3 separate regions of the Homo sapiens genome follow, and regions 1 and 2 are each linked to region 3. The links are chromatin loops, found by intact Hi-C in ENCODE. Cell type or tissue: gastrocnemius medialis. All regions are shown on one strand.

The links. Hi-C counts contacts between places; a loop is a spot of excess contacts. Peaks named below come from ENCODE experiments on the same cell type or tissue, not always from the same donor. Only the 100,000 strongest peaks of a DNase experiment are listed, where the experiment ranks them.
Region 1: it touches region 3 in a loop (9-fold over the local background); 5 of 110 quality-filtered maps call a loop at or near these places.
Region 2: a loop joins it to region 3, with 5 times the contacts of the local background. A loop is called at or near these places in 4 of 110 quality-filtered maps.

Annotation. Positions count from the first base shown.
Region 1 is chr9:99,356,477-99,358,976 of GRCh38, reverse strand. The region is part of intron 5 of NAMA (non-protein coding RNA, associated with MAP kinase pathway and growth arrest); the gene reads left to right. Among named protein-coding and RNA genes, the nearest start is that of NAMA, 18 kb to the left of the region's middle. In gastrocnemius medialis, no CTCF peak of the experiment used is centred here; DNase peaks (open chromatin) are centred at 116, 516, 1,176 and 2,236; H3K27ac peaks cover 2,500 bases.
Region 2 is chr9:99,444,058-99,446,557 of GRCh38, reverse strand. All of the region lies in intron 2 of LOC107987011 (a long non-coding RNA gene), which reads left to right. Among named protein-coding and RNA genes, the nearest start is that of NAMA, 70 kb to the right of the region's middle. In gastrocnemius medialis, no CTCF peak of the experiment used is centred here; DNase peaks (open chromatin) are centred at 797 and 1,057; H3K27ac peaks cover 1,419 bases.
Region 3 is chr9:99,258,624-99,261,123 of GRCh38, reverse strand. No RefSeq gene overlaps it. Among named protein-coding and RNA genes, the nearest start is that of SEC61B, 38 kb to the right of the region's middle. RefSeq lists an enhancer at 1,187-1,236. In gastrocnemius medialis, no CTCF peak of the experiment used is centred here; a DNase peak (open chromatin) is centred at 1,443; H3K4me3 peaks cover 1,533 bases; H3K27ac peaks cover 2,500 bases.

The DNA.
Region 1 (2,500 bases), 98 kb before region 3:
CCCTGTGGGGGCTCGGCATTGGTCCCTGGGACTCTGTGGCAGTGAGGCAGCCACACAGTGTCGAGTGGCTACTCTGTATGAGGGGATTTCTAAAAATACATCTGTCCTGCTTCTCATGGGGCTCATGAGTGCCAGGCAGATGGGACAGGCATGTACAACCTGCTCCCTCCTCACTGTCCCCACCACCGTCCTTCTAGTTCGGGTTGCCGCCTCTTCTCACCCAGACTATTCCACCAGCCACCTGCCTGCTCTCCCTTTCCCCGTGGCCTACCAGGTATTATAGTTACTAAAAACACAGGATCCTGTTGGGAGACCACACCTCAGCTAAAGCCTATTCTCTCATTCATTCATTCACTCACTCATTCATTCAATCCTCAGCATGCACCTCATATACATTTAACGTGCCAATGTGGCATGCTTTTTCGAGGCCAGGCTTGTGGCAGATGCTACAGATTGGGTGAGTGAAGCCAGACACAAAAGGACATAGTGTATGAATCCATGTGTGCAATGCTCGGGAATAGGCAGATGTAATCTACAACAATGGAAGTCACAAGACTGATGACTTCTTGGAGGTGGCGTGTAGCTATTGACTGAGGAAGGGCAGGGTGGGCTCTCTGGGGTCTGGCAATGCTCTATATTGTGATCTGAGTGACGTTCTCAAGGGTGTAACAAATTGAAAATGTACTGAGCTGCACACTTGAGAACTGTGCCTTTTACTATAGTATGTTAGAACTCATTATCTTTTTAAATGTATATAAAACATAATTCTGGTTTTGCTTTTTGGAACTATACACATATCCATGACTCAAGAATCAAGGAGAAAACTATTAATACTCTAACAGTGCTTGTCTCTAATTGGTAAGATTATGGTAAACTTAATTTCCTTGTTGATACTTTTCTGGATTTCCCAAATATTCTACACTGAATAGATCTTGCTTAAGTAATGAGATTAAATATATTAAATGTTATTTTAAAAGTAAGAGCCCTCGAGGTGAGACAATCAGCAAGCACGAGGCAGGTGGCTGTCTTCCCAGAGGGGCCAAGCCCACTCACGAGCTTTTGTCCTCTTAGGCAGCAAGGACACCAGCTTAGGAGTCATGTTCCAGGTCTGTGAGATTTCAGTTCAGCTAAATAAAGCTCTTGGCCCGCTGTGGGTGGTGAGGTGGGGCTGCTGGTGGAACCCTCGGGGTTTTCCTCTCATTGCTGAGGGGAAGGAGGCTCCAGGGCTTTCAGAGGCTTGCCAGGCCCATTCTTACCCTGGCAGCCGTTTAGACTAGCCTGACTCAGAGTCCCATGCACTTCTAACCTCTTAGACTTGGGACTTTGAGCCCCAGCCTGCCTGGAGTTCTCTCTTATGGAGTGGGGATAATTTCAGGATCCTCGCCACATCCCTTCAGCAGGAAGGACCTGCCCTATGCAGTTTGGGGACACAGAGAGATAGAGTGAGCTGATGGCACAAGTAAAAAAAAAATTTATATATATATAAATTTTATATTATATATATATCAATTGTTATTATATTTTATATATTATATTATATATTAATTTTATTAATAAATTTTATTATATATATTATATATTAATTTTATTAATATTTATTAATAAAATAAAATATTATATATATAGATTGAACCCTGGAAACTCTAAGGAAGGAAGAAAATGGAACATGGAGGAATCACTCTGGGCCTCGGTTTTCCACTGGGAAATGTGGCTGTTATGAGATTACCATATGAATAAGCATGTAGAAAATGCTGGAATGGGGGCTGGTTTTGTGTTCTGGTTTTGGTGACGCTTTGGGACATGGAGACCGGCTGCATAGCTGGCTCCCTGGCCTCCTGCTCCAATTCCAGTGCCCCACTTTCTTACTCTCTTACTCTCTTGGCCACCACAGCCCAGACATAGCAGGGGCAGGATAGATTTTTTCGTATGTGTGTCCGAAGCCTGATTTCTGCATTGGCAAAGCTATTGTGGTCATGTGATGAGGATCAGCTTGTGATTCACAAATGTATTTTGTATTTCTAGCTTGGATCCTAAAAACACTTCCCTCTTCCCTCCCACCTCCCTCTCCTCTGCCCACAACATGAAGGCTCCCACAGAGATGTCATGTGAAGGCTTCTCAGGCTGAGCCAAGGGAAGAGCCAGTGGCCAGCTCTGCCCTGTGACACACACAGCCTCCAGGAGTCACATGGTCTCCAGCTACCACCACCTGCCCTCTGTCCCCGGCCTGCTGCCCTCTCCCTGGCAGGCTTCCTGAGCTGATGCTTCCCTCCAGACTGCAGCGTAGCAGACAGTGAGACTGACGGACAGAGGGTACAGGGCCAACAGGCTTGGACAGTTCTGTTCCCAGCTGACCTTGGGGTGGGAATCCAACCGGGAAGCTCCTGGACACTACATGGTGTGCCCTGCAGGAGATGAGGTGCCTTACTGACCCGATCCAGAGGTAGACAGAGCTATTGGCAGCTGCTTCCCCACAACCAGCCCCAGCTCCACGAGCATGAGC
Region 2 (2,500 bases), 190 kb before region 3:
AATGCCAGGATGAGCTGCTCTTGAGGGGAAAGTCCTCAGCCAACCACATTTCAGTGACCCCTTTAACTGGATATTTCTGTCTTGGCTTCCATTCAGGGTTGGAAAGTTTGGACAGATCTCAATAGTTTATTGGGATCTCCGTTTTTCTTACATTTTGGATAAAATCTTTATTTGACATAGATCTTAATCCTTTATTGGCTTCAATTATTTATCCCTTATCTGTTCTCTTTCCTTTTTTTAAATGAAAGTGTTCAACTGAGTTTTCAGATGCTTTGTGACCTAAAAGGGACTGGGATCTGGTAGGAATCAAAGTTAATTTAGAATCTGAAAGCTCATGCCTATATTTCCTTGGCAGAATTGAAAGTGACTAAAAGATTCTGTCAGTGTGATTCAACCCAGCTATTTTGTAAAGCCCCGGGCATGGGTAATGATGGGGGCGGACACCCAGAAATAGCAGCCTCGTCTATCATGGATGCAACTTATCAAAGGCCACAGTCAATGAACAAACCCGCTCTACTTATGTCTACTTCTGCTAGAGTCAAGACATGCCCACAGATAAGGAGGGAGTTTTCTCAGGATAAGGTCAGAGTGAAACAACCTCCATCAGAGGAAAAGCTGATTCCTAAGAAGGGGGAAAAACAAGCTAATGTTTTATGTAAAAGACAAAACTGGAAGGTATTGGGCCCTATATATAGCTGCTTCTCTGTTAGAATTGCCCCAGAGTTATGCTGGGATTCCAAGAAGAAGTGATTCACCCATTCCGGTAGCCTCAGGGCTCTGGACCAATGGTCAAGGCGGGAATGTGATGAGTGATCAAGCACTCTGTAGCACCTTGCTTCTCTCTCAGGGCTTTGGCTGCATTCCCAACATAGGCATCTGAATATATGATAGAGAAAGATGTCTTCTGAACACCAAAGGACTGCTCTGTTCAGCTGGCCAGGAGAAACAGCTATTTGGCGTGTAAGGAGGACAGTGATGGGGGAGCTGATCTGAGCTGGGGCAGCTGATGTGACATCAGCTTTGGCAGGGGAGGTGCTGACAGCAGTGGTTGGGACATGGAATTGTGTTGACAGAAGTTGAATCAGCAGACACCAGAGCAGCAGGCAGGAGCTTGCATGAGTTGTCCCAGATACAACATTCCTCTCCCTGTGAACGTCCAACATGCATAATGTCTAGCTAGTACTAGAGTAAAGACAAATCGATGCCACCCACTACCAATGGAGGAAACCAGCAGCTGGCTCTCTAGCTTCGCTGCTTGCAAACTGCCTTTCAGAACCCAGCCATTCATAAGTAGTAGAATTTCTGTGTTCAGGCACACACACACAAAAAAAGGAACTACTGGCATTTTCATTACAGGTAGTCATTCATTTGGCAGCCACCATTTCTTTAAATGTAAGATACTTCTGATTGTAAGATACACAATTATTTCACCCACACTAGGAAAGAAAAATGCTGCCAAATAAACTATGACATATGAATGATTGAAAGATGGATCCTGATTTCAAATTTGTAAAAATAGGAAAAAATATGCATCTTTGAGCTGGTAAAACACAGTGTGCATCAGGCACTGGGCTAGGCATTGAACATAGGGCTGCAGACCAGATAGATATCAAGTCTGGCCTCAAGCAACGTATAGTCTGGTGGGATGATGGATGTTGACAAAGCAATTACAAGTGTGTTGCAGGGCCTGGAAGAGCATGGGGTCTTCTCCAAGGAAGTGACATGAAAGCTGAGACCTGATGGGGAGCAGGAGTTAGCTAGGTGAGGGTAAAGGTAGAATTTTCCAGGCAGAGGAATTAGAATGTGCAAAGGTTCTGAAATGGGAAAGTGTTAGTGTGAGCAAGGACAAGAGTGACTGGAAGCAGAGTCAGGCAGGGCCAAATCCTGCGAAGCCTCTGGCCCATGTTAAAGAATTGGGTTAATCTAAGAGCATGAGAGGCCACAGAGAGGGTTTAAGCAAGCGTGAAACAAGATCAGATCGTGTTTTTTAAAAAATCACTTTACTTGCAGTGTTGACGTGAGAGGAGCATAAGAACAGGTGCATGGAGATCAGCTAGGAGGTTTTTGAGACAATTCAGAGAAGAGAGGATAATGGTTTGTAATAGGTGCTGGCAGTAAGAATGGAAAGAAATGAGGCTGTAGCATACTTCAAAAAGGCCAACAATTTCTGTGATTTGTATGTCTGATTTTTTTTTTTTGTGGGAGCATGGGGTGGGAAAGATTCAATTGGTATCCAAAAAATATATATATATATGGACTAAAGAAAATTATCGCTGCAGACTGGAGCCAGCTTTTGATTTTCCAGTGTTAATTGTGACTTGTTTGGAAAATGAAATTCCCATAATTTGGATTTTTCTTTAATCAAGATACACTGCTATATTAGGGCAAAAATGAGCCCAGTGTTTCAATAATAAATCATCTCCTTCAAATTTATTTACTTATTTCTCTAGATATTATTGCAGTGATTTTAGTTAGCTTCATGTTCATAAATGTAAATTGT
Region 3 (2,500 bases):
CCTTACCCAGCACCTTGGCTCTGTTTCATGCCTCCTCCATCCATCTTACACAGTCTACCACAGCGATCTTTCTAAAATCCTATCTCACACACCTCCAATGTCTCCTCTTTGCCTGCTAGAAACAATTCATATCAATTCAATAAATACTTACTGAACACCTACTAGATACTAGATGTTGCGCTAGACTGGTGTCAACCAACAACAACCCCTAGGCCGAATCAGGCCCACCACCTGTTTTTATAAATAAAGTTTTATTGCCAGTCCTGGTGGCTCATGCCTGTAATCCCAGCATTTCAGGAGGCTGAGGTGGGAGGATCACTTGAGCCCAGGAGTTCAAGACCAGCCTGGGCAATATCGTGAGACCTCATCTCTAAAAATAAAAAAATTAGAAAATGAGTCAGGAGGAGCACTTGAGCCCAGGAGGCTGAGGCTGCAATGAGCCGTGATGGCAGCACTGCACTCCTGCCTGGGTGACAGTGTGAGACCCTGCCTCAAAAATAAATACATACATAAATAATGTTTAATTGGAATTCAGTTACACTTTTTCATTTACATATTTATTTACATATCATTGTCTATGGAGGTTTTCATGCCAAGAGGGCAAAAATAGTTGTCACAAAGGCAGTGCAGTCCAAAAGTCTCAAATATTTACTACCAGGCCCTTTGTAGAAAAAGTTTACCAACCCATGTGCTAGAACCCAGGGCTACCATAGTGTGGTTCCCTGCTATCACAGAGCTTCTAGAGCAAGGCCTTCCACCATCTAACCTTGCCCTTCTGCCCTTTCTCCTGTCACTCTCCATGAGTCCTCTGAGAGTCCAATGGTTCCTAGATTTTTGGAATTTATGAATCAGTAAAACTTTTTTTCAACTACACAGGATGTACATAGGGTTGTCAAGTGGGTACTGTTCAAAAACCAACTACCATCTAACATCACCATTGTTTTCTAGAGAGAAAGAATCAACATTAAAAAGTTGCAAAAATATTCCTTATCTAAAAATAAAGAACATTTCCTCAAGTGACATTAGGTTTATGAGATTGATTCTCCTGGCTGTGTTTTTCCATTTTTGCTGTGGAATGATAGCATTCTTCAGTCACCACAGGTCTGCAGTCAGGCACAGAGGAATCTTTGATCTAGTCTCGGCTGACTGGTTTACTTTTTACTCCTCAAATTTTCTGTGGATCTTCCCGTGAGATTTGACATCCAGAAAGCTCTTCCTCCTTCTTTCCTGCTCGCTGTGCAGAGCCCAGCTCATCAGCAGCAGGAGTGCAGGGTTCCTCCCGCAGCACCCTAAATGCAGGCTGTTCAAAGGCACATCCGGGCTGTCAGCAAAACGGCTGAGTGATGCGACTGTGGGTGTCTCTGTCAGCTGCAGAGCAGGATGACAGGATGGCCCAGAAGGCTGCCTGGCGTGTGGCCCTTCCTCTGGCACAGGCAGGTGAACCTGCTGACACCGTCACGCTGACAGCTCCGTGGCACAGATTCCACCCGAATACCGGATTCAGTGAGCACCGGCTCCTGCCAAGTCTCTCACATGACCCAGAGGCCACGAGGGCCTGGGCGGCCGCGGCCAGCTCCCAATCAGCAGACGGTGTCGACAGGCACTGAGCGAGGTCGCCTTACTGGCAGGCAGCCCCAAGATACTGGGTCCTCACTGCTCACATGAAGCTTCTGGAATCCCCTCTTACGGTCCCCAGACCTGCGGGAAATAAATCATGGCTGCACCGGGAAGGTAACCCCAGCAAGGCCTGGCCCCGATATCTGGCTTTCGTTTGGGGACACGCACTTTCCAAAAGCTCCTGCTTACCCAACACCTCCTCCTCCCCTGCTGCGTGTTGGGGGAGGGGAATGTGCTTATGACCACTTGTAAAATTCACCACTGTGGGTGACAGATGACATTAAACACCATTTTTCTTTTTTATTTTTCACAAGTGGAGCAGGAGCTGCATTTTTCTAACAGTTTTCCATATCAGAAGTTGAGAATTTCATTATCCTTCCGAGCTGGTCTATAGCAAAGTTGTTTCACTTCTCAATTGTTCCCATTTAACCCATTTGTGAGACACAGGCTGGGGGTGGGGCGCAGGGGGAGGTGGCAGAGTTAAATTTCCAAGGGAAAACTAGAAACCCTGAATCAAAACTGGGAGGAAGTTTCAAGATCACCTGGCTCAAACAGCTCATACTTCTGAGGGAAACTGAGTCAAGGAGGGGCAAGAGCTCAAGACTCCACTGGTAGAACTGAAACAAGAAATAAGATCTCCTTGGTTAATCTAAACCTCTTTCAACTATAGTCTGAAAAGTCCAGCATATCATTTCCTAAAATCCAGAATGAAGGTAATTTTCCTTCTAGAAAACGAGGGTGTAGGTACTAGCTCAGCTTAGGATTCGGTGAGGAAGGGGCACTGTGGTGAAGAGGGAAGACGTGGAATCCAGCAGATAGTTACATGAAATACACGTACCCCTCACAGTAACACTTCTATTAAAGGCTGAAGAAATAGAGCTCC